Linked DNA regions of Homo sapiens: regions 1 and 3 are each linked to region 2. Evidence: chromatin loops called from intact Hi-C (ENCODE). Cell type or tissue: Calu3. All regions are shown on one strand. Region 1 overlaps LOC107986178 (a long non-coding RNA gene). Region 2 holds the start of LOC107986178 (a long non-coding RNA gene). Region 3 has its middle 40 kb from the start of HS3ST1.

Region 1 (8,000 bases), 54 kb after region 2:
ACTTATAAGCAAAGTGGCACTAAGTGAGTTATCTTTCAGCTTTGTTGAACAAGCAAATTATATAGTAAATTAAATCACATTTTACTGTTGAGTTGGTGTGGTACAAATTAGGGAGTGCACTTTGATTCACCCTTACATCTCCTGCTTGTTTCATAGCCCTGATGTTCCAGTGTCAATATGGGAGAATTCAGCAGAGAACTTATGTGAATTCTGTTTTCTTTGTTGTGTTTACAAGTTCATTGCAACCAGCTCATTTGGGATAGCGTTGGCCTGAAAACAAAATGGCATGTTTTAGCTTCTCATCAATTATTTAACTGAATGATTTATTTATTTATCTATTTATCTATTATTTATTTATTTATTTATTTATTTATTTATTTTTAGTGCCCTCCAAGAAACCTAATGAAAGTATCCACAGAGGGAGAAACATAGCGACTAAGTCTAAAGGAAGATAAAGAGAGTGAATTCCTGGAGATAACTAGCTGATCTCCAGAGAAGGATGCTAGCCAGATTCCTTCTGGCAACATTATAGAATGGGAAGTGACTAGTCCCTAATTCCTGAGATTCATAGACTTGGGTTGAAGTCTTTTTTTTTTTAATTGAAAAAATTGTATATCTATCACGTACAATATAATACTTTCTTTTTCTTTTTATTTTTAAATTATTATTATTTTCTGAGATGGAGTTTCGCTCTTGTTGCCCAGGCTAGAGTGCAATGGAGCAATCTTGGCTCACTGCAACCTCTGTCTCTTGGGTTCAAGCAATTATCCTGCCTCAGCCTCCTGAGTAACTGGGATTACAGGCAGTGGCAACCACACCTGGCTAATTTTTGTATTTTAGTAGAGACGGGGTTTTGCCATGTTGGCCATGTTGGCTAGGCTGGTCTCGAACTCCTGACCTCAGGTGATCCACCCACCTTGGCCTCCCAAAGTGTTGGGATTACAGGCGTGAGCCACTGCGCCCGGCAACATAATGCTTTGAAGTACATACACATTGTGAAATGGTTAGATCTTGCTGCTTAACAAATGCATTACCTCACATGGTTATCATTTTCGTGGTGAGAACACTTAACATCCACTGTCTTTGCGTTTTTCCATAATACAGTATATCTTAATTAACAAGTTTGGAGGAGTCTTGACTGTAACATTTTAGCTGTGTGAGACTGGGCAGGTTGCTTTCAAGTTCAATGGCTTAAGGGAGGTTACAGGTGTTGCATGAAACTAATTCTATTCCAAATTTAGCGCAAAACAGGTATGCCATAGAGTTTTGTTTCTCCTCTTTTGTCAGGATCTTGTCTGAATGACTGTTTGAAGAATCTGAAACAACAGCTCTGCATGTCCTCCCTGTTCTCCAGAACAAAGTCTGTGTTTCAGAATGGCAGGTGTGGTTCAGTTGATATGATTATGATAAAGAAGAAAAGGAAAAATAAATGATAACCATTACTCCAGGTTTGTCAGAGTGAGGCCCAATGACACTCATTATTTATATTTTTCAGCAAAAAGGTCATGTGGGTCAGCCCACATTTTGGCATGTCTGACAAATGGGTCAGTGGAGATGAGAGTGTTAATTTATTTGAATGGATGTGTGGGAATGGTACTCTAAGGAAAAGGTACTATGCAGTGATACTCTGTCACAAAATTAACAACAGATTGACAAGGCCTCAGAGCATCCACCAGGTGTATCCTTATCCACCCAAATTCTGTAGTCATTCTGATTCTTCTAGGTGTCCGTTTCTCGTGATTGGGAAGGGCATCTAACTCTATCCTTGCAATCCTAAGTCTTCCAGACCACCTTCCTCAAGGTCGGAGTATTCTACTTGAATCACTTTACACAAATATTCTCCCTTATTTCAGGATTTACTTTTAGCTACAGCTCAAAGGACTCTATGACATTTTATTTTATATTTTATTATGTTACATTATATTATTCTATTTTATTTAGTTTTAAGGTCTCTTAACCTTTCTCAAGCAATTTTCTGGCCCATCAAAGAAAGGTGTTGAACCAAGCTTTCTGATGACCCATTGTTACTCCAGAAGCCTGAACCTACAAATGCCTATAGCAAGAGAAATCCTGGTATACATGTTAAATAGAAAAAGGATGTGTGTGCCCCTAAGTCCACATTTTATGTTTCACTGACTGGGTTGAATCACCATGGATATCAAGTAAGGAATGCCTGTCAAAGAGAGGGAACCCTATGAAATTGCCAATATCCAGCCATTTATTTGACCTACAAATATAATAATGTCATGCGATTTGACCTGTGATACTTCTTTTGCATGGGGGAGGGAGGTGGCTATTAGCAGGGCCTTCAACCTTGCACAGTTTTGTAAGGTATGCATTTGTTACATTTCACTCAAATAACATGTCTTTTTAGGTATCCCAATTTCATTCACTTTTCTACATTTGTACCACTCTTTCATTAGTCCAACCAACCATGAGCATAGTCTTTTAACCAGTCTACTGTCATCTACTTTGGCCTTTTGCTAATCGGTTCAATACAGCCTGAGTAAAAGTCTAAACTGTAAATCTAATTGTCTAACACCCTCTTTTTAAAAGAGGGTGTCTGTTGTCTTCTGAACTTTGTAGGAAAGTGCCAAAGCTCCTTGAAATGGTCAATAATGTTCTTCTTACTCTGACGTCTACCCGCTCACCAGTCTCATTTTGTACCTTATTTCTGGCTCTAGCCACACTGGCCTTCTGTCAGCTCTCTGCATTCTCCATACTCTTCACCACTCCTAAGTTCTTTCTATTAAAAGCAATGGCAAAAACTGCAAATACTTTTGCACCAATGTAATAAATGCTATTCCTATGTCCTGGAAAGCTCCTCCATCCCCTCCTCCTTGACCTCATTCCTGGTCATATTTGTCCAGGTTTGTCTTTGTCTAGACATCTTTTCTGAATTCTAGGAGTGGGCCAGAACCCACTTGTAGAAGCTTTTGAGGAGCAGTGTGCTTTTCTATATAGCATGTGCCCCCCTCCCTTCCTCTTTCAGACTTGTCTGAATGCCTAGTGGATGAAGATCTGCTTCCCCACACAAATTCTCTGAAGGTAAAACTCCTGCTTGATTTTACTGTCAACTTTATCTCCAGCGTCCAGCCCTGTCTATGACTGATGATCTATAAATATCTTAGAGTAAATGGCTAATGCATGAGAAAGTGGCAGACAAAAAGAAAAGGAGTCAGTGCTTGTTGGAGAACTTGATTATAGGAAGCGTTACCCAGGCTTTCTTTTACACCTATTTTCATGGCAATAGATTTCTGGTTTTGCTTTTTATCCATGAGAAGGTTTAACTCACAATATAGTAGGAACAAGGACTAATCTCAATAGTTAGGAGAAGCCGAGTTTCCCAGGAATTTCACTCATCAACGGCTTTCATCTCACAATCAGATAGCCCAGTCGTTTACTTCTAACTTGTGCTTTGGCAATTATTTCTATAGTGTGCCTGTGTTAACACAGGTGGGCTCTTGAGAGTAAATTCAGGGAACTTAGAGTCCTATTAATTCAATAATATCCTCTGTGACTATTTAGGTAAATGAAAAATGATCTGTCCATAGCAACAGGAAGTTTGTTCAACAACAAGGAAGTATTGGTTCATTTTGTTTTTTCCCAGCAGGTATTAAAAAGACTAAATCGGCTTAGTTAGCCTAGCTGTGGTTTAAGGTTTCCTTTGGTTTATCTTGCTACGTGACTATTAGAAGCCGTGGGTTCTGACTGGCCCACGCTACATTCTCAATGAGCACAAGCTTAGCCATACTGGCAGGCATTAACAACACAAGGAAAGAACTTCTGTAGCTGGGAAATTTAATGTCTGAAAAATGTATTTGACTATTAACAATAGTAACAAATAACAAAGTGAGACCAAGTGGCCCAGTTTTGAAAATAAGGAATTTATACCAGAGAGAGTAATTAAACTCCTGAAAGCACACTCTAAGTACAAGCAGGATAGGGATGAGATCTCAGGACTTCTCACTTTTCAAAGTATTCATGTTTTGTACTAGTTCAAGCTTTCATATTTTTACTCAGTTACTTTTTCATTAACTTATACTTTTGTCCCATTGAATACATACTCCGTGCATGAAGCTCCATGTTCTGATTGGGAGTTATCAAATCATGCTTTGCATTGTAGCTAAGCGAGCACAGCTCCAGCCCTATAACCAGAGTATTCCTTATTTTCCCCCAGGTTCATCTCTCCCAAGACTAAGCACAGCAGCTTGTATATTTTGGGTAATCAAGATATTTTTCATTCATTTTAATGTTAATAACAACACTAACAATAGCATTCATTTAGCAAACATCTACTGTGCTCTAAGCATTTTGCATAAAGTATTACTCTAATTACACAGACAGTTATTGGGTACCTATGTGAGATTGCTATAATTAACACAGCACAGCCTATGCATGCAAGTGATTTACAAGCCTACTAGGAGCTCATAGTCTCATCTTATTCCTATGACATGTCCATGAAGTGGCTCTTATTATTCTTCTCCCCTCCACGCTTTTGCTTATGATGGAACTGAGGCTTAGTAAACATAAAGTCAGTTGTATAGTCCAACATGACTGATGTGAGATTTTAGTCCACATCTTTTTGATTCCAAAACTCTTCTATGACATACTCCTTTTATTCAGTCATCGATTTGTCTATTTATTAACGCTTTGTACCAACCATGTGTCAAAAACAAATAGAGGTTACACTGAATTCTTTGAGGCATCTCACAGTCAAATAGAGGGAAGTTGAGAAGCCAAAAACAGTGACTAACAGTCTTTGTTTGCCTGGGTCTGACACTTTTCCTGGGACAGGGAACTTTTAGTGCTAAAACCAGGGAAGTCCAGGGTCAACGAAGATGACAGACAATTGGTAGAATGAGGAGAAATGAGGGAAGTCAGAACATCTAAGTTGTCTAGATCGGAAGGGACATAGTATGCTACAGTAAAGAGTTTAAATTATATCATGAAAGGCAGAAAAAGAATTTTGCAATGTATCGCTACGGAGCCACTAGTATATCCATAACTGAGCGTTCATTATACTCACAGAAAAAGGAAAGAGGTTTCTCCTCATGGGAAAATTCTAATTTTTTTGCCATGAATATTATTAACACTAACATAGAGAGAGAGAATTCCCCATCATTATTCCAATGCTGAGTCTACCTGGCAACTTTGAGGCATGAATGCTAGAAATAAATGGAGCATGTCATTGTTGTCTGAGTCATTGTGAGTGACAGACAGAAGGAAGACTCACAATTTAAAAAAAAATGAGAGGAGAGCTGGTTAATAATATTTCAAGATTTCAGAAAAGAATGGCAACTATTCTTTATTCATTCCACCAACATTGCTTGCTTCAATACTTTGAGCTTGGTGCTATAAATACAGCATTAGGATACATGCTCTGGCTTCACAAGCAGACAGAGGGACACCAGAATTTAATGAATAATTACCAAGTGGAGTGGTAGGCGCTAAAACAGAATCAGGGCGTATAAAGTACAAACCATAAGGACGGCTCGGGATATTACATAACACAACGCTTAACACTGATCCTTAAGGGCCTTAAAGTTAGAGGAAAGAAAACTATTTTAAATTTTTTGTATAGAACAGAGAACAGCACAGATAGTGAATGTACAATCATAAATGGTGATTAAATGAAGTGCCAGCACACTTATGTCTCTGTAACAGATATATGAAATATATATGTATATATATGTAAACATACATACTACACCATATGTCTGTGTATGTGTGTGTATATATATATACATATATATATACACACGTATATATATATGTATATATATATATATACACACACACACACACGAGAGAGTGTGTGTGTGTTTCCCATACTTATGAAAGTATCAGAAAAATGTCACTCAGACTGGCTTGTTCAGTAAAAAAGGATATCATTTTATGGAAAAAACCTAAAGGTTGAGATTTCATCCTCGGAAGGTCAAGACTCCATCATAACTCTCAGCCATCTTGTTCTTGCGTCTGCTTCATCCTCAGGTTTGCTCTTCTCATGGTTACAACATAGCTGCTATTTCTGTTCTCCTACTTTAGGAAAAGAAGAAATATTCCTTTATTTGTTTCTTAAATCTGCTACAACGAAGTACCACAAACTGGGTAGCTTAACACACATGCAAAAACAACAAACAAACAAACAAACAAACAAGAATTTGGAAATGTGTGTCTCCCAGTTCTGGAGGCTGGAGTTCTGAAACCAAGGTGTTGAGAGGGTCATGCTACCTCTGAACGCAATAGAGGAATGCTTCTTGCATCTTTCTTTCATCCAGTGTTTTGTCAGAAGTCTTTGATGCTCTTGGCTTGCAGCAGCAGACCTCCAGTCTCTACCTTTGTTGTCACATGCTGTTTTCCTTTTGGTTCTCTGTTTTTTCTCGTGGTCATGTGCTTCTAAAGAGACACTAGTCATATTGGATTAGGTGCCAACCCTACTCCAGTATGACTTCATCTTTACTAATTGTGTTTTTTAAGGACTCTATTTCCAAATAGGGTCACATTCTGAGATATGTGATGTTAGAACTTCAAATCTCTTTTTTTTTTTTTTTTTTTTTTGAGGTGGGGGAAGATTCAACTCATGACACTTTGTGCAACTATAGAATCTACATTTTTTCTTTCAGTTTGATAGGGTTATCTAAGGTCATATGTTCACTTTTGAACCAGTAACATTTACCCAGAAATATGATGAACATATTGGTTTAGACTAATAGGGATTCATCTCTGGAACTGAGGATGGCTTGACTCTCTGAATAAAACAGGGTTCTGTTAGAGTTCTATTAGACTGGAGAAGGAATGCTGAATAGATAACCAGAGTTTACGATAATATATGACTATGTATATACGTATGAAAGTATAATTCATCTTATAATGACAAAATTAGAAGCCAAGTGCCAAAACATTTAAGTCACTACAAATAAAGGATATTAGCAATTGCTGAGTATGTATTAGGCTTTATGCTGCACATCTGCATGTATATTATGATTTTCTTTAACCAAAGCTTTATGGGGTAGATGCAACATTTATCTACTTTATGGAGGACTAACTTAGGCCCTTAAGCAGTGTAAGATTTATCCCAAGTCCCCTGACTAGTGAGTCTCCAAATCAGGATTAGAACTCATGGCTCATGGTTTTGTATTCTCAGTCCTATGATGCTCTTTGCACTGTTCCATGGTGCCTCAGGGTGCAGTGAAAGGGAGGTTTTAATTTTCAATTGTCAAATTGTCTTATGTGTTTTATTTGGAGCCAGTTTTATATTGTCTTTGGACACTAGGAAATCAAAGTGTGAACAGTTTTTACTCTTTTCTATATTTGGAATAATGGGTGGGGGGATGTTAAGACAAGCATTATGGAGAGTCTTAGGTTTTGCCCTACTTGCAAACTAACAAGTTAGCCTGCCACAGTTTCATGGAAACTGGCAGGAGACACAAGAGTCCTGGGTCAGAGATAAAAGACAGTGTAATACTCACAGCTATATCAGTGGCTAGAATATTATTTTTGCACTGGTTCCCTAAGCCTCCATTTCCAAAGATCAAGAAAATTAGGAGAAAATACTGTCTTATACAGTAGAGTATGTTCCAGAAAAGAAATCCCAGAGATTAGAAAGCCTCAGTTTTATATAAGGAGACTGTAGAAAATCTGCCTAATCTTTGCCATAGAAAAAGACATTATTTTTATTACCCAGGAAAGTAAACAAACCTGCTCTAGAAGGAGAAAATCTCTTTCTCTCCCAAGGCAGTTTTTTTTTTTTTTTTTTTTTTTTTAAATATGAAAGTACTAGTAATGAGAGTCTGGAAAAAAAAAGTTTATTCCTTTGCTCAGAAGAGTGTGCAGAAATATAAGAGGTTCATGGACACTTGTCACCCAACAGGTTAAATCTTCTCCACCATGACTTTTTATCATTATAAATGTTCAATTTTAGAATTCTAATAATCCAGAGACAAGTTCAAAACCAGTATATAGCAACCAATAGGTGGTAGTAACTTGATTTTGCTTAG
Region 2 (8,000 bases):
CTACAGTAAGTGTCAGTTCTGGCCCTGGGCCAGAGGTCAACCTAAAAGCGGGTTGTCTTTTTGTTAGCTGACAACTCCTGAGCCTGTCAGCCATAGCCACTGGGCAACAGAGGCTGGGGTTGTTTCCTTAGATAGAAGTATAAGCGGGCTGGGTGCGGTGGCTCACGCCGGTAATCCCAGCACTTTGGGAGGCTAAGGTGGGCAGATCACTTGCGGTGAGAAGTTTGAGACCAGCCTGGCCAACATAGTGAAATTCTGCCTCTACTAAAAATACAAAAAAAAAAAAAAAACAGTCAGCCGGGTGTGGTGGCACGCACCCCTAGTCCCAGTTATTCAGGAGGCTGAGGAAGGAGAATTGCTTGAATCTGGGAGGCGGAGTTTGCAGAGAGCCGAGATTGTGCCACTGCCCTCCAGCCTGGGAGACAGAGCGAATCTACATCTCCAAAAACAAAAACAAAAACAAACAAACAAAAAAAAAGCGTTAGCAGTCCAGACTTTCTGTAGTTAAATCTACTCAGCATATGAGATGTGGGTTTTCTTTACCTCTGCATAAAGTTGAAAGATAATGCAATACAATCAACATATACATGGTAAAATGTCAGCATTGGGAAAATACATTGCTACTCAAAAAATAAAAAGTTTTCTCTTACATATTCACTACCGAAAGAAAACAAAAGCCACCTGATGAATATTTAAAGAGATGTGCCCAGGGTGTTATGGGGGCTGTAACCAAACCTGGGACGCTGGTAGAGTAAGTGGAGTTTCCTGGAACTGATAACGTAAGCTTTGAAGAATGAGCAAAAGTTAGCTAGCTTAACAAATTTAACAATGGAGACAACTGGATAATTTAATTGGACAAAAAAAGTTAGCCAGGTTAACAAATTTAACAATGGAGACAATTTAACAATGGAGACTCTTCAAGGAGAAGATAGGAGGCTCACGTGTATCCATATTATTGGTAGATGTACACCTTACCTGTTCAGAGTGAGAATCTTCATCCCACAAAACATTTTTCTTCAGAAAAGTAATGATGACCTTAGGACTTGAGTTTCTCAACATGTGTATCAGGAGTGTCCAATTTTTTGGCTTCCCTAGGCCACACTGGAAGAAGAAGAATTATCTTGGGCCACACATAAGATATGCTAATACTAACAATAACTGATGAACTAAAAAAAAAAAGGGCAAAAAACTCATAATGTTTTAAGAAGGTTTATGAATCTGTGTTGGGCTGCATTCAAAGCTGTACTGGGCTGCATGCAGCCTGTGGGCTGCAGGTTGGACAAGCTTGATGTATATTCTCGTTGATAAGATGGTTTGAGTTCAGAATAAGGGAAATCTAGGTACTGTTAACAATTGCTGCTTAGAAGAATTTACTGAGGGCTTACCAAGTGTCCAACACATATGTTGGAACAATCTTTTTTTTTTTTTTTTTTTGAGACGGAGTCTCGCTCTGTCGCCCAGGCCGGACTGCGGACTGCAGTGGCGCAATCTCGGCTCACTGCAAGCTCCGCTTCCCGGGTTCACGCCATTCTCCTGCCTCAGCCTCCCGAGTAGCTGGGACTACAGGCGCCCGCCACCGCGCCCGGCTAATTTTTTGTATTTTTAGTAGAGACGGGGTTTCACCTTGTTAGCCAGGATGGTCTTGATCTCCTGACCTCATGATCCACCCGCCTCGGCCTCCCAAAGTGCTGGGATTACAGGCGTGAGCCACCGCGCCCGGCCGGAACAATCTTTATCTATTATTCTATAGATCACTATAGGAAGTTTCCAGAAAGTGTCCGAATCTACAGTGCAGTCAAAAGAGGAACCCAGGCTATGTTAAGAGTGCCTAGAAATATTTCTGGGCATCTAAACGGAAGGTCAGACACAGGCTCAGACTTCCACTTCCACAGTGTGCATCTCATTATGCCAGTCACTCAGGGTCCCTCCTAGGGACTGCTCTGGGCCTTAGGGTGGCCAAAGCAGTGTAGTCTGCGACAGATGGAGGAACACCTCTCAGACCTTAAGTTTGTGTTCCCACAAACTGCTCAGGAATCCCAGAGCAGGTGTGCTTGGCTCTCAAGGTGAATTTATTAAATAGATATGTTTTGATTTATTTTTAAAAGCAAATACTGAACAATACAGAAGAAAAAGAGAATAATTTAACAACCATCTGTGTGCTTGCCATTGATAATTAACAGGTATTAGCATCTTGTAATATTTCTTTCCCACATTGTTATTAATAAAATAATATTATTGTACAGTTGATGCTTGCTGCCCAGTCCATCTCAGATCACACCCTTCTTTCCAGAAGACAATTATTAGGATGACCTTGATTTGTAACTTACCAGTCAAATGGTAAAGTTTTAATCCATTAACAATATATTGATGTTTTCAATATTTTATACAAATATTATCATATGATTTTTGTCTTTCTGTAATTAACTTTGATTTCACTCATGTGATGTTTTTTAAAGGTCTGTCTTGATGAATATAGGTCTAATGAATTCATCTTAATTGCTGAATTGAATTTCAATGATGGATGCTTAAGTTGGGTTTTCAAATTTTGCCTGAGTCATTCAAGGACTTGGCATAACATACTTGATAGAAATTTGTACAGATCAGGTGTAGAGGACAGTCACTGTGTGATACTGAGATACCCATGGTTCTCTTGCGATTAAGGCTGGTTTTTGTTATTGTTGTGGTTCGCCCTTCTAAATCTAGTTTACTGTTCTATATACTTTTTTTCTTAGGATGAAACTTCACTTTACTGTAGTGTTGTAAATTAACTTTGATTAGGCCATGCAACAACTTCCTTGATACTTCAATGTATGTTTTAAACATACCTATATATTTACATAGATCTATCTCTATATATCTCACCAGCAAACATGTTAGAAATGGATTTTCACATCCCATTCCTTCCATTTATCACACATTTTCACACATGCCAAAAATCAGCAGCAGAGGGGAACAGCATGCTCAAATATACTAATCACAGCTCAACCTACCACTCTTCATCATACATTGTTCTCTGTCTCCTGCAGGAGTTCTCAAGTATAAAATTGCTTTTAGACAAAACTTAATATCTATACTTCTTTTGTTTTTGTGAATGAGTAGCACACCACAGGCCATATAATATATTTGCTATGGCTGTTAGAAAGCTCAAAACCAAATTTGTGACTAGATCATTGAATCAGAATTGCACCCCTTTCCCTTGATGCTAACGGTCTACTTCTGCCTCATTTAGAGCTTTTACAATGTGTCACTTTTATTTGCAAACCAACTGGATTTATTTCTTTAAAAAAAGTCATAATGTATGTGACCATATAATTATTGTGCAAACTGGACACTTTTAAAAATAAAAGGGACTAATAAAGTAAGTTAATATTATGTACTTTTTGAAACATCATACTGTATTGAATGATATGTAAATAAAATCTTATAGCTCTGTAAGACAAATATTTACCTTCAGACATGGTCTTATTTAAATGACTTCCAACTGTTGAGAAAGACACCGATATTTTTGTGAGTTTGGGTCTTTAGTCAGTCCTGTGGATATTGACACTGCTTTGACCATGCCCCCTCCCCGTTGGTGCTTTGTAAAAATTAAATACCTGAAATATAGAATCATTCTTGACTCATAGTAAACACTATGTGTGATTTTGCCAACATTTTTTTTTACCTTCTATAGGATATAGTTTTCTTCCACTAGTGGACTGAAGGAAACAAAGAAACCAGTCATCATCATCATCATCATCAACAATAAAACAACAATGCAAAGTATCTTTGGTGATATTTTCACAGCCCATCTTATAATATGAAGGCTTCTTATCATGTATTCAATGCTTAACATGTCAAATGCAATGCAATGTGCTCTACCTATATAACTTACATATTTTAATCTTTGCTACAGCACTCGATTCCGATATTTATTTCCTTGTTTTACTGAGATGAAAACATGGGCTCAGAAAGAAAGAGCTACTTTTCTAAGATCACACAGAATGTGAAAAAGGATTTATATCCTGGTCATTTCACTCTAGGGTCAGTGCTTGTAATCACTAAGCTTCTCTATTTTCATAAAGTAGGCAGAATTAAAAAGACATAAAGCAATGATGTTTCTTATCAGCATAGCCATTGATTCCATCATTGAGTTGGAGAGGGCATTGTAATTACTAACATGAACAATAACTTAAAGAGAGGCTTGTTCAGGCTAAAGATATGATTAATAAAAATGAACAGCCCTTATCTAGCAATGATTATGAGTCATTCTTGCTCATGACGAACTAAGTTCCTGTCCTTTGTAGGGTCAAAAGGGGAAGACTGTTTGGCTGCACATGGCTGATCAAGTCCCTCTTCGTCTACTTCCTTCCCCTGGTTGTTTTCCCTGCCTTACTTTCTTCCAATCCCTGTCTTCAGGATCACTCCAAGCTGTGTTGCTTCAGAGAGAAGTTGCTAAGAAGGCTTCTGTTGCAAATGGCACAAGCTGAATGTTTCCCAGTGCCAGGCAATCCCTCACCCAAGACAACTTGTACAGGCCCTTCACATCCTCTTGGTGCTTTTTCAACACAGCAGCTGTACAGGCTGACTTCTGTCAATCTGTGTTTTCCAAAGGTATGCCAGTGCTCAACAACCTCTGTTTTATGCTCTCCTGCTTCTTCCTGTTCCATTTACCTTTTTTTCTGATTATCTCCTAGAATATATTTGTCATCTAAATAACCCCAGTCCCACATCTCTCTAGCCTTACAAAGTTTTGTACTCAAATGTTGTTCTTATCCATTACATTTGCTTCTGTCTCCCTCCATCCTGATTTTGGCTTAGCTTTTCTGGATGAGTTATACTTGAATAAGATCTACTGGTAACACTCTCTCCATTGGACAAGCCCCAAAGCTGACTTCTCTTAGAATTCTGTTCTTGGAGGAATCTCTTGCTCAAATATTCCCTAGCTTGTTCCCAGATAATCTCTTCTTAATAGTCATAGAAGGAAATTGTTGTCATGGTTAAAGTAGAACCTCCATAGTTCAATTTAATATGAACAAGGATGTAAAGCATTTAGGCATCATGCATAGAGTTGAACATATAACAAATATATAGCCAACAGGTTATCTAAATGACAAAGAATGTCTAGAATAACTCTTGACTTGAATCCACACAGATACAGAAAATGATTGAGCCAAAGGCAGGCTTAGCAGCAACTAATAATTTATTTCCCTCCCCAAAACATGCTTGTTCTAACATGGCATTTATTCAGAGTTATGTTTAATTTGGCTGTCTTAAATGCAAAAAACATATACGGACACAAACACATATTTTAAGACATAGTTGTTGTTTTTTTCTCCAGAGAAATGGCTCCTTTGATATACTGAGAGAGTGGAAATAAATGTTGCTTTGAATTAGTCTCTTTGGTCATCTGCTAACTGTGCTACTTATAGCACACACACAAAATTCTGGAGGGACCATATCATAATGTATGAGAGGCCGGGTGCTGGAATCAGCCCGCCTGAATTCTGGCTCTACAGTTTCCAGCTGCATGATGTTTGTTAAATTACTTTAGCAACCTAATCTTCATTGTCACCACTTTTTTTTTTTTTAAATAACATAAATCACCTTGGATGGTTTTGTGAGGACGAGATGCAATAACTTGAGGTGAAGAACTTTGAAGAGTGCTGAAATACAGTCAGAAGTCAATCAATTTTAGTTGAGAATTTTTACAAAGTGTAAGAGAAAGTGCATAGGCTCTGGAGTCACAGATACCTGGCTTCTCTTTCTTCTCTGCCATTTACTAGATATGTGATTTCCATAGAGTTGCTGCTTGGAATCTCAGTCCCTTAATCTATAAAAAGGGGACAATCATACATATTTCCCAAAGGCTCTTAAATGAGGTAATACGTAAATCTTCAGATAACAATAGATGTTCACTAAATGTTAATACATTTTCACCTTCTCTACCACTGGAAAACCAGTAGAATAAATAAAAGAGGGAGGAAATAGGGACATTAATAAGGAAATTGTTTCATAGGAAGCTGTGAACATTAGGAATTAGTTGAAGGGTGACTTATAGCCAAATCACAAGGTACGAGTTTCTACTTTGCCCGTGCTCTTTCTTCCCCTGCCACACCTCTGGGTCTCTATTCTGAGCCCTGTCTTGGGACTGAAATGGGGTATTAGAACCAGTGAGTCTTCTTTCCTAGTATGCAGAACCCTGTGATCTGCTGAGACAGCCTTCAAAGATTCCATGCTTGCAGGATGTCTGCATGTGAGTCTGTGTGTTTATCTGTTTGCATACCTTGATGTCCATGCATAGTTTCCAGCATCAAGGTGAAAATGTCGGTGCCTGTCATCAGATATATCTGGAATGATTGATATTCCTACTTGAGCACTTGATATGTGTGTCCATGAGCAAGTCATTTAACTACTCTATGAGGACTAAGTGAGACAAAAGACTGAATTCATAATGGCCGGCCGGCACTAAGTGGGAGATCAGAGCTGACTACAATGATCAGCATAATAATTATCAATCTCCCTATAGATAAGCACATATAGATCTGTGGCTGTGGCTGTATAAGAGACATCCATGTAGGTCTCTACTTCTCTTTTTCTAAGAGAACAGGCAGAGGATCTCCAGGCCTCTCCTTACATACTTTGTGTGAAAGCATCAGCGGGCCCTACTGACTCTAATTAACTCATTGTATCAGTTCAGAGCAATGCATTCCAAATGCCGCTGATCGCTCTGTGCTGGCTGTCTCCAGGCAAAGCTTTTTGTAGGCATTGGCCATGAGCTCACTCTAACTTACTAGACAGTGGAACGTCGTCGAAAAAAGTAAGAAAATTGGCTCCAGAAAGATCTGATCCCATTCACAGCTCTATTCCTTACTCCCTGTTCAATACTGGGCCAGTTTTTCTGCCTCTGGGAATTCTTGTTTTCTTATTGGAAGAATAGAATGATAATAAACTTCACAGATGAATCAGATTCTAAATGTATAGATAGGGAACCAAGCACAGAGACCAGCATTCATCTCAATCATTCAGCAAGTAAATACGATGCTTCTCCTGTGAGTCAGGCACTGTGTTAGGCTCTGTAGATGACATAAGGGTGAGGTTTTTACTCTATTGGAACTTGGAATTACTGGGATGTAATAAATGTGTCCAGAAAATGTATATTTTTTCTCCTTTCATCTCTTTGTATGGAAATTCTTTCTAATTTTTGGAGTGTCTGGCCTCTTATTGCCTGTACTCTGCCCCACTGGTGAATTTCTAGTTCAGTGTGTCTCATGGAAATCTATTATTTTAAAGGCAGGATGTGGATCAAGGTAGTTTCAAGCTTGAGGAAGTCTTGAGGTGGGATAAAGCACATGGAGCATTGCAAAGGTTTTTTGTTTTGTTTTGTTTGTGTGTGTGTGTGTGTGTGTGTGAGAGTGTGTGTGTGTGAGTGGCTGGCTGGAAAGCTGCCAAATTTCTAATAATAAATGAATTTGCCTTTATTTAAAGAAGGAAGTGGTACTTTCCCTCACAATAGAGGGAGGAGAAAGGCTGTCTCCTCAGGATTTTGTTACCAGCACCACATCTCCCCTGACTGGAAGGTGGCTTGAGTTAGGAACAAAAATGACAAATGCAAGCCCAGCCTTAGAGAGCCTCCCAGATAGGTGAAAATGAAAGGCGGAAAAGTACAAGTTACTGAAAGGAATGATCTAGAATGCAAGTGGGATGTGGCAGCATAGCACTGGTCATGCAGTATGGGTGGTAAGTTGGGAGAAGGGGCTGGACCAGCACTGATTATTCTCATGTCCTGGATATGACAGAGATGGCTGGAGCTCAGCACCTGTCTCTGTCCCTCTGCACTTCCCAGGGTACCCCGCAGTTAGATTACGGTCCCTGCAACAGGGTTCTAGCCAATGGGATGTGGCTGAAGTGGCTCATTCAATTTCTTGAGAGCCTTCTTAGTGCCAGATCTGTCCTCAGCCTTGGAAATTCAGCTGGAAACACAACCAATACAAATACCTGTCCTCAGAGAGCTTACATAT
Region 3 (8,000 bases), 75 kb before region 2:
CTCAGAACGTGGGGAAATGGATGACATCCTTCTCCAGGCCACCAGTCCCCAGGAGAAGCACTCCACAAGGACACCTTCAGCATGGGCAGAGGTGAGGTAGAACTATCTGTGGAGGGAGGGGGCTGGACAGTGGGCTTGAGGCAGTATGAGCAGCTCCACAGACCTGGGAGAGTGTTACAGGGATCCAGAAGTCCCCCATTGAAATGAGGGAAGGATGGAACATTTCTGTCGGGCTGGTGGTCCAGCAGAGTCTGACAGTCATGACGTAAAAGAGCCTGCAGTGTGGGGAACCGTGGTGTCTCTGCAGAAAAGCTACAACCTTGTACTCCAGACATGGGCATTCTCATGTTGACCCTGGAAAGGTCTTAAGCCCAGTGAGCACATCAGACTGATCATCGGTTGAAACCGTGCAGACTCAGATTGACAATGCATGGGTCTATATGCACCCCTTGCTTGCTTTCTTCAAACACCTCTTGCCTGAGTGTCTGTGCATTTGTTCTTCCTTCTCTCAAGGATACCCTTTCTTTTCCTCTTCACTCCTGTGCTTTCTTAGCCTTGAGATCATTATTCCAGTTGCCTCTTCCCAGAAGACCTCCAGGACCACCACCTGCATTATATTAAGGGATTTCCCTTCTTAATTTTTCTGCTTGTCTATTTCCCATCATCCACCACGTAAGTTCCATGATGTCAGGGCCCTTTCTGTTTGGTTAATTTCTGCATCTTATTATCGACTGCATGTTTGTGTACCCCTCAAATTAAATGCTGAATCCCTGAACATCAATGGAAAAGTATTTGTAAGTGGGGCCTTCGGAAGGTAATTAGATCACAAGGGTGGAGCTCTCATGATGAGATTAGTGACGTTATAAGAATAGACAGGAAAGAGCCTCTCTCTCTCTCTCTCTCTCTCTCTCTCTCTCTCGGATGCAATGAGGAGACTGCCATCTGTAAACCAGAGGGCTCTCACCAAACTCTACCATGCAGCCTTCTGATATTGATCTTCTAGACTACAGAAGGGTGAGAAATAAATTTCTGTTGTTTAAGCTACCCAGTTAATGGTATTGTTATTATAGCAGCCAAACTGACTAAGATATATCTTCAGTGCCTAGTACCTAATGGGAATTCAATCAATATTTGCTAAAAACTGAAAGTTATTCAATTATTCTCCTCCCATATCTACTATCATTATTATATTGTCCCATCATGGACTGGGCCCCTACTACATGTTGGCACCATACTCAACCATTTATTTAAATTATTTCTTATCGTAGAAATGCCCTGTTACATTGTGCAAGTAGACAAACTCGGGCTCTGGTGAGATAATGTTGCCTGAAGTTTTCAGATTAAATGTTAGTAAGTAGGAGAGCTAAGAATAGACTCAGATACTTCAAATTTTAAGGTTTTCTATTATGTTACCATGTCTTTCAAATAACAAAAATAATGTTTTCATTTTACAAAGTGCTTTGGTTTATTTTGGAAAATGTGAGGTGAATTGGAAAGAGCACTATTAACATTTTACTCTGGATAATTCCTTGCTATAGGGTGTTCTTCTGTGCACTGAAAGATGGTTAGCAGTATTCCTGGCCTCTATCCACTAGGTGCCAATAGTATAAATGGTCCCCTTCCCCAGTTGTGACAACCCCAAATCTCCAAACATTGCCAAACATCTCGTGGATGCACAATTAATCCCAATGGAGAACCAGTGGTTTAAACTGACACCATTTGTGTGATCTTGGTCAGTTTATTTGTATCCGTGAGCTCAGTCCCCTCCACCACAGAGAGGAATCACAATATTTGCCACCCGTACTACAAAGCTCATCAAGCCAGTATATCTGGTGAGATGAAAGGGAATCACCATATATTGAGAGCCTGTTGTATGTAAGGCATCACTCCAGCCTGCATGTTTTCTTGTTTAGTCCACCCCACATCCTTGTGAAGTCCTATTATCTCTTTTTTACATATGAAGAAAGTCAGGTTCAGAGAAGTAAAGTAACATGCTTAAAGTCACAGATTCAGCAGGCATGAGAGAGCAGTCACACTTCATAGCAAGTGCAATGGAAAAATGTGACTGGTCAACTCTAACCTACGATACATGTGGAAAATATGATAGGTTGCTACACGTGGTTAATTGGTCAATATTATCACCCTGCAACAAGACAAACAACAACAAAAATTTTATATATATATATATATACATATATTTATATACACATTTTGTTATTTGAAAGATATGATAACATAATAGAAAACCTTAACATTTGAAGTATCCGAGTATATATACATATATATATACACACATATACACACACATATATTTACACATATATGTGTATATATATGTATACACATATATATGCATATATACACACATATATACACATATATACACATATATACATATATATACACACACACACACATATATATATATATATCCTGAGTCAAAAAGGAAGTGGAAATGTTAGTAAATGCCTTGAGTTTGTAAACTTGTATAGACATTCTTTAATTTCCTTTATGACTATGAAAATAAATATTTTACCTTCACAGAAAGGAAACGATCCATAGACATCATTAAAAAACACTGATGAACCCCTTATACAATAGCATTTTATTCTCATGAAAGAACAAGGTTATGTCCAGCACTAGAGTCTATCACATTAGTGTAATTTCATGGAGCATCGATACTTCAAACTTTTGTTTTTAACTGCTTTTATGGTTTTCAGGAATTTTACTGTTGTCATTATTTTTTACATAAATGTACTTTGTGTTCTCTGTAAGGATTAAGCAGGAAAAAAGTATTGTTTTGGAGAGAGAGAGACTGAGGGGTGAAAGGGAAGAAGGAAGGAAGGGACAGACAGTATGAAGACCATTCCAGCTGGGCGCGCCGGCTCACACCATTAATCCCAACATTCTGGGAGGCCGAGGTGGGCAGATCACTTGAGGTCAAGAGTTCGAGGCCAGCCTGGCCAACATGGTGAAACCCCGTCTCTACTAAAAAAATACAAAAATTAGCTGGGTGTGGTAGTGTATGCCTGCAATCCCAGGTACTTGGGAGGCTGAGGCAGGATAATTGCTTAAACCCAGGAGGCAGAGGTTTCAGTGAGCCGGGATCCAGCCTGGGCAACAGAGCAAGACTCCATCTCCAAAAAAAAAAAAAAAAATTCCAAGAAGTCACAGGTGAGGAAGCCATAAGACAACATCCTTTTTCTCTGTGAGAGAAAAAAAAAAGTGACTTTTAAAGTGCACTGAGTCTGCTGAGTACTTGTGAATAATTTCAGAACTGAGACCCTATAGCACTCTTGGAGCTGCTGAGCCAGCTGCCATCCCCGCACCCCACCTCACCAACTCCCTGGCTTCCCCCACTTGTGCCAGCACTGCCAGGTGGCACTCAGAGAGCCTCCAGGGGTGTGTCTCCGGACCTGCCATTACCTACAGGAAGGGGCTTACATAGACCAGGGAAAGCCAACCCTGCCTTTTCAAAGGAACTTCATGCAGCCTGGGGACTTTTTTGACTTCTGTGAATTGTATCATCAGCTTTCCTGGTTCTCAGGGGATAACTATCTATCTTCTACAGAAAAATCTTTCTTTTCTATAGAGAGAACAATGCTTTCTCTCTCTCTCTCTCTCTCTCTCTCTCTCTCTCTCTATATATATATATATATATACGTATATATATATATGTATATATATATATACGTATATATATATATATATATATATACGTATATATATATGTATATATATATATATACGTATATATATATATATGTATATATGTATATATATCTTTATATAGAGAGAGGTAGATACTTATTATATATATAATCCCTCTTTACATGTTCCTCAGTTGGGCCCTGAGCACTACAGCTTGTCTCCTTTATCTGGAAGCTGATTGCATGCCTCCCCTCTCTCCCTGGCACAGCAGCTGGGAGCAACTTGCACATGACCAGGCTTTATCATTTTACATTGGAAATAATATGTTTCCATCCAGGATTTCAGTGAAGCTTCATGTTCAATCTTTTGGGAAGTCAGGACAGGGGGAAATGTTGTTAGTTTTTTCTTAACCAGAAGAACATAGAAGCCAGAAGAGACAGTACTAAGCTATTGTCCCCTAAACCAGTTTCTGGTGGAGAAAAGTGAGGCTCAGGGAGGTAAAAGTGTCTGCCTCAGTTGGTTCATCAGCGCCAGTGGCAGTGCTCTAAGGAGACGCCAGGCCTCCGGTAACCACTCAGTGTCAGAAGTTCAGGCAGCAACAGGTGCATGAGGAAGGAGTGGGGACATTCCAGAAATGCAGCTGTCAGGAATTTTTTAAATTGTTTTCCTTTCCTCTTGGGCCAATCATTGGGTATTTACATTCACTGTGGTCACCTGAGCCAGGTACCGCAATTGCATGTCCTGGAGTAGAAACTGATGTGATACCCAAGACTAACACTTAGTTCCTTCTTTGCCTTTAAGTACTAAGTGGATCTGTGATTTTAGGCAAGTGATTGTCCCTTTCTGGGCCTGTGGTTTTTTTGTTTGTTTTACTTTTTTGTTTTTTAATTATCATGACCAAAAGTCTTTTATTATTAACAACAATTGCACACTTTTTGTTGGGAAAAAAGGTATACAAATTATAAAACAGTTAACAATGTTTCCTTAAGGAGAGAAGTGTTAATGCTCTTCTCTAATTATGCTTTTAATGGTATTTTGTTCTATTTTTTTATTTTCAATAGCTTCTTTATTTCCCTTGGGATATTGAAGCTTTACTTAATCTTATTCTTTCTAAGTAGGGTAGAGAATTCCTGTTTCAAGTCTCCACAAAACAAAATCCCTTTTCTTGACATAGTAGAAAGGACAGGTGCTTGGATGTTTGGTTGGCAGGGGAAAGGAAAGAGTCCAGGTGCTACTGATAGAAATATTCAACCAAATCCTCCAGTTTTCGACTCCACCACTCACTGTGGTGCCTTCCTCAAGACCTTGGAGCTCCAAGTCTCTGAAGAATATTTCAGGCAATGAGAGGAGTCCCTGACTAAGGTAAAACCCTCCTCTCTGTCTCTTTCTGTGTGCGTGTATATGTATGTATATGTATATGTATATGTATATGTATATACATATACATATTCTATTGCTGCTTCCTCCTTAAACTCCACTAGAATAACAATGAAAGGTATTTAACATATTAATCCACCAATGTGAATAGTTGAGAGATGCCAACAATTTGAAAGATGGAAAAGAGGTCTGCAAATGCTCATTGTCGTAGCACAGCTGAGAAAGCTCACTGAGGCGCTGAGAGTGAGATGCGAAGGGACGGCCAGTGCAACACGGGCCTGTGTGTTTTTATGGACAGTATGAAGGTATTGAAACTGATCAGTAGTCTTCAAACATTTTCTTTCTTTCTTTTTTTTTTTTTCTTTTAGCAGGGAGATCTATTTCTCAAGTGAAAGGTAACTGAAACTGTCATGCATGAAACAAGCCCAAGCAAGCAGCTGCAGTTGCATGGTCAGCTGAGCCAAGGGCAGAGAGATGAGCCAGATGGGCTTCCCGCCCCTGGAGGGAGCCCCCATCCCCAGAGGGCAGACTCTGACACTCCTTCCCAGGTTCTTGGGGCATCACCAAAAAGAGTGGAAATCCCTACATGTTTTATCTCCAAGGGTCTCTAACCTTCTGTAACACTGCTCTGTGAATGCAATGAGACCATGTAAGAAAAGCACTGAGTAAAACCAAGAGCCTCATGTTTTGTTGCTATGCTGATTTTAATCTTTGAAGGTAAAGGGCCCTTGTATCTGACCTGCAAAGCACTTGGGCTGCTGGCTTTGCAAGGCATTGGCAAGAATAATACCTAAGGTACAGCTTCAAGAAGGTGGCTTTGTTTTCTCCTCTGAGAATAAGGGACTGAAAAAGTGATGAGTAACTCGGAAAAAAATAAAAGAGAACAAGAGAGAACAAAGTAGCTTTTCTTGATAAAGCATTTCCTCTAACCTGAAAGCTAGACACGGAAGCCAGGGAGTGCAGGAATTGCCCTGGCTGTGGCTAGTCACCATGCCGCCACCCCCAAATTCTTCTCACCACCAGATCAGCCAGGGAACGGCTTGCTGAAACCTGCTGGCTCTTTCTTGTGACCTGGAAGGATGACAGAGAGGCTGACATCCTGGAAGACCTCATTGCCCTGGGTTCCTTAGGAATCACAGAAGGGAACTCATTCACTCATTCATTCATTCAAGAATAGTATAGACTCTGCACAGTAGAGAAAACATGTATATCATTTTTCCAGATTCAACAGCTAGTGAATTTCCTGTATGCCAAGTCTTTAGAACTCAGGGATGAATGAAATTTCACAGGCTATTCTGTCTCTGAAAATCAAGTAAGGCAACACTCACATCCCCTCTGGGAAGCCAACCTTAGCCTCGTAGTCTGGATAAAATTTCACTATTATGTGCTACCTCAGCAGTTATGTACTGTAGCATCAGTCACATCCACTTCAGTGTAAGTTCTGGGAGGACAGGACATGTGTCTCTAGTAGCAGAAGAGATTGGCATGACAACAACCTCCAGTAGGTGTTCTACTAATTAAGTTTAGAAGAATTTAACTGTGGAGCCCGAGGCACGGGGATCACTTGAGGTCAGGAGTTCAAGACCAGCCTGGCCAACATGGTGAAACCCCATCTCTACCAAAAATACAAAAATTAGCCAGGCGGGTGGCACACACCTATAGTCCCAGCTATGTGGGAGGCTGAGGCAGGAGAATTGCTTGAATCCAGAAGGTGGAAGTTGCAGTGAGCCGAGATCGCGCCACTGCACTCCAGCCTGGGTGACAGAGTGAGACTCTATCTCAAAAAAAAAAAAAAAAAAAGAATTAACTATATTTAACTTTGCTTACCACACCACACTATGTACCCAATTACTTGTCTGTCTTCCCTCTCTACTCTCCCTATGGGCTGTGAGCCCCTACGAGCCCCTAAAGGCTGGAACCTTACCTCTTCCTGTCTGGCATCACATGCACTGTCTCATTCTATTGTGCGGAGACGTGAGCCAGGTCTGAATTCAAATCTATGACCCTGCCACTTCCTGTGGGGTGCATATCCTGTTTCAGTTTCCTCATATCTCAAAATGAAAATGAAAACACAATTTCCACACCTACAGCTACGAAAAAGCTTAGAAAGAATGCCAGTGATCTGCCTAGGACAATCCATAGCAAAGCATGGGCACACAGTAATTGCTAGCTATTAATAGAAACTTCAATTTGTTTAAACTCCTAAAGCTCATTGAATTGCTGGAAAAAAACAGCCTCTAGAGAACTTCTGTATATGCTTTTTTTCAGATTCGCCATGTTTTAACATTTTGCCACATTTGCTTTTTTATCCTCTATTTTTTCCTATTCTCTCTTTCAAATATTGTTAAATATAGTAATGCACACATACATACATACACAAACATGTATGTGTGTGAATTATGCATTCTAAAATTATTGTTTTCTATACCATTTGAAAGTAGATTAGCTACATCCTGTTCTTTTATTTTTTAATATTTCAATGTGTATTCTCTAAGAATATTCTTTTAAATAATTTAACCACAATGGTATTTCATTTAGGAAATTTAATGTTATAATATTTTCATCTAATCTACATTTTAATATGCCATATTTGTCATTGTCCCAATAATAATAATGTGCAAGTGCTCTTCCCTTCAAAACAGGATCTGGTCCATTTAGCAATTGTGTCTGTTGAATTCCCTTTAATTCAGAACTTTCTTCAGTCTTTCCCACTTTCACGACACTGACATTTTTAATGAACACAGGCCCCTTGTAGCATATTCTTTAATGTGGGTTTGTCTGATGCTTTTTTATGATCAGATTCAGGTTATGCATCCCAGCGGGGATACTCATAAGTGATGGCATTCCCTCTCCATGCACACATCCAGAGGCATGTGACATCCATCTGTTCCTTATTGCTAATGTTAATTTTGATCACACTGTCAAAGTGACATCTCTTTATACTAATACTGTGTAGTTACTACTTTTCCCCT

Evidence for each region. A loop is a pair of places that touch in the nucleus more often than their neighbours do. Peaks named below come from ENCODE experiments on the same cell type or tissue, not always from the same donor. Only the 100,000 strongest peaks of a DNase experiment are listed, where the experiment ranks them.
Region 1: a loop joins it to region 2, with 2.8 times the contacts of the local background. A loop is called at or near these places in 2 of 110 quality-filtered maps.
Region 3: it touches region 2 in a loop (5-fold over the local background); 3 of 110 quality-filtered maps call a loop at or near these places.

The regions. Positions count from the first base shown.
Region 1 is chr4:11,594,060-11,602,059 of GRCh38, forward strand. The region is part of intron 2 of LOC107986178 (a long non-coding RNA gene); the gene reads left to right. Among named protein-coding and RNA genes, the nearest start is that of HS3ST1, 170 kb to the left of the region's middle. In Calu3, no CTCF peak of the experiment used is centred here; a DNase peak (open chromatin) is centred at 3,692.
Region 2 is chr4:11,539,571-11,547,570 of GRCh38, forward strand. LOC107986178 (a long non-coding RNA gene) reads left to right here and starts at 4,403. Exons shown (of 5, transcript NR_188483.1): 1 at 4,403-4,593. In Calu3, no CTCF peak of the experiment used is centred here; a DNase peak (open chromatin) is centred at 4,441.
Region 3 is chr4:11,464,819-11,472,818 of GRCh38, forward strand. No RefSeq gene overlaps it. Among named protein-coding and RNA genes, the nearest start is that of HS3ST1, 40 kb to the left of the region's middle. RefSeq lists an enhancer at 5,364-5,553. In Calu3, no CTCF peak of the experiment used is centred here; DNase peaks (open chromatin) are centred at 4,293, 6,033 and 7,013.